Linked DNA regions of Homo sapiens: region 2 is linked to region 1. Evidence: chromatin loops called from intact Hi-C (ENCODE). Cell type or tissue: B cell. All regions are shown on one strand.

Region 1 (2,500 bases):
AAAATATAACCTCCAATTCTGTATTTCTAGAGACAATATAATAAAAGGCAACTATTAATAGAACAAGTCATAGAGATTCAAGCTTTTCAACATTTATCTTTTCAAGCACCATGCAAACATACAAGATGCAAATTCATAGAGCGTGAAGAAACTAATTATATACTTGGTTGCTAGAAGGAACTCATTGAAGCTAAAAAAGAAACAAATTTAAGATAAACAGAGAAAAAGCTACCTAAAATAGCTAGTTGTAAACTGATAAAAATATTTTGAAAATCAGCATCTATCAAGCATTTTTTTTTTTTTTTTGAGACAGAGTCTCGCTCTGTTGCCCAGGCTGGAGTGCAGTGGTGTGATCTCGGCTCACTGCAAGCTCCGCCTCCTGGATTCATGCCATTCTCCTGCCTCAGCCTCCCAAGTAGCTGGGACTACAGGTGCCCGCCACCACGCCTGGCTAATTTTGTTTTTTTGTATTTTTAGTAGAGACGGGATTTCACCGTGTTAGCCAAGATGGTCTCAATTTCCTGACCTGGTGATCCACCTGCCTCGGCCTCCCAAAGTGCTGGGATTACAGGGGTGAGCCACCGCACCCGGCCCTATTGAGCTCTTTCTATGTGCCAAACACTGAACTAAGTTTTTTCTGTGTATTATTTTACTTTAATCCTTAAACTACTCTGTACAGTAGAATTAATTATCCTCCCTTGACACATAAGAACACCTATCCCCAGAGAAGGCACACAAATTGCTCAAGCTCACACAAAATATAAATAGCAGAGTCAAGATTTAAACAAGCCTGTCTACATCTAAGCCCATTCTCCTAACGACAGCACACAATTGCCTCCCCAGAGGTGATATAGCCTAGAAAATAACAGATTGTTTTAAATGTCTTAAAAAGACAAGTTATAGAATTAAAAATAGTTAAGTAGCTCATTTTATTGAAAGAAAAATGACCCATTTATACTAAATCAAGGAAAAAGGGTGGTTTGTTAAAAGGATTTACAAGGCCTGAAACAGGAACTGAAATTATGTCAGAAACTAAAGCAGCCCCGAGCGTTGACTGTTTTAAACTTTTTCTTTCGAAAAGCTACGTGGTCTCTTCCTCTCTCTCTCTCCTATTCATATGACAGCCCTTGCTTTCCCCTCACATCAGCTTTATTTTTCCAGCCTATCAACAATTCCATGGCATCATTTCACTTCTTCTTCACTGGAAAATGGTACGTTTTTTTCCTAAGTTCTAGATCAAATTACCAAGAAAAGTAATTAGATTTGTCCAGCTCATTTTGTTGCACAAGGACATGGATCACACTGTGTGTCTCCAGCACTCTGCTGGGAAGAGGATGCCCTGACCAAACATTAATACCTGGCTTTCCAGGCATATGCCTTTTTTCTCCCTTACCCCTGAGGTTACCTGCTCTCTACCACTCCACAATTCTTTTTTTTTTTCCTACAACCAAGTTTCTACAAAGAGTAGTGTAATTTTTTTGTCTCATCTTCCATTTCTCCTTATCTAGTAATTATACTTCCCATTTGTTCTTTAATCATTGATATCTGGATTATGCCCCCAGATGTCACAGAAAATGATCTTGTTTATGTTGTCAAAAATTATCTACCAGCAAAATCCAATTAGCAATGTTCAATCCTCTTAGTATTTGACTTCTTGGAGCCTCTAACATTGTTGACCACTCCTTTATTCTTAATCTCTCACTGTCTGTTTCTGTGGACCTATTATTTTCTTCCAGTTAATGTCATTTGTCCCTGGTTGCTCCTTTACAGGATTTCCTTCCTTTGCCTGTCTTCAAATGTTGGTGATCCCCACGTCTCAGTCATTTGCCCCATTTTCACTTTACCCACTCTCTATAGCGATTTTATCCTTGTCAGTGACTTCACCCAGAAGGCTGTTGACTTTTAAATATTCATCCCATCTCATGCAACTCCTCCTGAGTTCCAGCTGCATACTGGTAAAGCCCACTTGGATATTCTGCAAACATCTGAAACTATACCTTTATAAACCTAAACACATTATCTCATCCACACTAAATTTTCTCCAATTCCTCCTTGCATATTCCCCACCATAAAAACATCACCATCTTCCTCAATATGTCTAAGAAGGTTCTTCCTCTTCTTTATCCCTCACTTTCAATCAATCACTATACTGGTTAAGATTCTGATTACAATTAATAGAAACCAACTTAAGCTAAATGAGTGGAAAAAACGATCTGTCATAAAGGTACAATAATTCTTGCATAATCCAAGGACAAAAATGTACATGGGCCTTATGCATCAGAAACAGTTCAATGGAGTTTCTTCCTGTATGTATTAGTCAAGATTATCCAGAGAAACAGAATCAGTAGGAGATTAGATAGATAGATAGATAGATAGATAGATAGATAGATAGATAGATAGACAGATGATAGATAGATAGGGTAGAAATTGGCTTACAAAATTATGAAGGCTAAGAAGTTCTAATATGGAGGACCAGAAAAGCCAGTGGTATAATTCAGTC
Region 2 (2,500 bases), 170 kb after region 1:
GTACATAAAACCTTTAGTAAATACCTACAGGCAATGTAAGTCATAACATTTCAAAGAACAGAAAAATCACTGTAGGCTTTGACAGCACAAGGAGGAAAGACCTGGACTTAGGCCTTGAAAGACAGAGAAGAGCTGGATGAGCAAAAGACATTCTATAATTATTAATAGTTGGAAGAAAAGTCTAGAAATGAGGCCATCCTTTGTGCATTCAAGAAAAAGGGCCTGGTGCGGTAGCTCACACCTGTAATCCCAGCACTTTGGGAGGTCAAAGCAGGCCGATCACTTGCACTCAGGAGTCCAGGACCAGCCTGGACAACATGGTGAAACCCTATTTCTACAAAAAAATAAAAAAATAATAAAAAAAATAGCTGGACATGGTGGTACACCTCTGTGGTCCCAACTGCTTGGGAAGCTAAGGTGGGAGGATCGCTTGAGCCCAGGAGATTGAGGCTGCAGGGAGCCACAATCATGCCACTGCATGACAGAGAGAACTTGTCTCAAAAAAAAAAAAAAAAAAAGGCAAAGAATAAATAAAACCTTATTGAGTACTTACAATATGCTATGCACTGTTTCAAATGTATTATCCCATTTGCTGCTCAAAATAACATTGTGATGTAGAAAGAATAACTACCCATATTTTACAGATAGGGAAATAAAAATTAGTGCTGCTAAGAACTTGGTCGGGAATAAATATTTATTCATTTGAGTTCAGGTGAATCCCAAGTTCATGATAACATCCCTTCTCTTTATCCTACACTATCATAAGAGTAAATAACACCAAAAAAAAGCATTTATCTGAGGGTCCTAAATTAACTTGAATTGTTTTCATCATCAATACTGAATAAGATTAAATATTAATTTTTGAATAGTTGTCAAAATACACAGATATACATCAAAATATCCAGAAACCCTGCTCTAGAAAGAGCTCCTCAACCAATGTTGCAGGGTTGCCTATGTAGTTCAGGTTGCCAGAATTATTAGCTCAGCTCTGATTAGGTAAAACTGTCCTGGCAAGGAACTGCAGGCCCATGGACAAGTACAAAGCAGGCTCCCCATGCAGGTGTAGCAAAGAAGAGTCAGAATTAGGTTCTTTCTTGGCCTCCTTCAGTGCTTTTAGCACTGGGCTGTCCAAAAACAAAGGTGGAAAGTGTCTGATATCTGGCATTTATTCAGCAGGCTGTGCTGTGTTCCCAAGAAAGTGACACTTGTTTCAAGAGCTCATCTTTGGAGAGTGTGTACCTCTAATTCTGACTCACTAGGATGTGGTATGGGGCTGTCGACCTTAAACCCATTTGACATTTGTCCTGGTGAAGGGTATCTGTGGCAGGAGCAAATGATACTCACCAAGCATGAAACCAGGAAGTGGGCTCTGCACTCACTATACCGGCCTTGCCATTCCTTGCTTGGTACAAGGCCACAATGTCAAGGCCTTGGTGGTGGGCAGCAGTGGGACGTGGGCTAGTAGAGGGTGGTAGTAGTGGGCTAGTAGAGGGAAACACATCTGGAGTGGGGACTCCCCAGTTCACCAAACCACTGCCACTGGACGTGAACCTCTCCTCCCCGCACCTTGGGCTTCATGCCAACCAGTGGAGATCTGAGAGATCATGAAAGCATGACCTCACAAGCTCTCAGGGTGTGTCTCAAGGGGCCTCAGAAGAGAAAGGGAGAATTTTTCACTCTTAGCCACCACAGTAGACTGAGAGGATAGATCCTTATCTGACAGACATGGTCTATTCTCAGTGGAAGCAGCCCCCTTACAAAAAGATGAGCCCTGACTTCTGATCACGGAAGTTCAGAATTCCACCTAGAGAGAGGAGTAGGAAAAATGGGAAAAACTGATTCTTTGGTGAAGGAGTTTCTCATATTCAGAAAGACTTATCCCAAAAGTTACATTTCTTAGAGACAAAGATGTGTGGCTTTGAAAACCTTGTTGGATAACGAGTTTATTGGGACTTAATGAACACAAAGAAAAGCCATTTTAACTGCCATCCAAAGCCTTCTCTTTCTCCATGCCAAACCCTTACCATCTCTGCCAGCATATTTTCCCAGTCATCTCTCTCTTAACCTCCACCTTCCTCCCCACTGTATATCCTGCGTGATATCCTCATAGCCACCTCTCTCTCTAACCACTTCCACTCTTCTCATCGAGTCTACTAAGTAACGGCTATGAGTTTTCCCGCAGAGAAGCCTCTCTCCTCTCTGTTTCAGAGAGAGCATGAACTGTGGTTTTATTGTCCCTAATACAATTAGCAACTGACAGATTCCCAAGAGAAATGTCCTATATTTAGGTAAACAATCAAATCAACCAAAAGTATCCATGTGACATGAAATCTATGTGATTGACCTAATGCACCAACTCTTCATATCGTCAGAGGGAAGATTTTCTTGTATCTTGGTTTCCCTTCCCACATACAACTGAGGAAGCACTCAAAGTACACTGACAGAGGGATTTACTAAAACATTTCTGAGAACTCCTGTCCCCACCTCAATGATTGGTTAA

Evidence for each region. Hi-C counts contacts between places; a loop is a spot of excess contacts. Peaks named below come from ENCODE experiments on the same cell type or tissue, not always from the same donor. Only the 100,000 strongest peaks of a DNase experiment are listed, where the experiment ranks them.
Region 2: it touches region 1 in a loop (2.1-fold over the local background); 5 of 110 quality-filtered maps call a loop at or near these places.

What each region holds. Positions count from the first base shown.
Region 1 is chr1:173,019,536-173,022,035 of GRCh38, forward strand. No RefSeq gene overlaps it. Among named protein-coding and RNA genes, the nearest start is that of TNFSF18, 30 kb to the right of the region's middle. In B cell, no CTCF peak of the experiment used is centred here; a DNase peak (open chromatin) is centred at 1,026; H3K4me3 peaks cover 1,504 bases; H3K27ac peaks cover 2,223 bases.
Region 2 is chr1:173,194,382-173,196,881 of GRCh38, forward strand. All of the region lies in intron 1 of TNFSF4 (TNF superfamily member 4), which reads right to left. Among named protein-coding and RNA genes, the nearest start is that of TNFSF4, 12 kb to the right of the region's middle. In B cell, no CTCF peak of the experiment used is centred here; a DNase peak (open chromatin) is centred at 1,520; H3K27ac peaks cover 544 bases.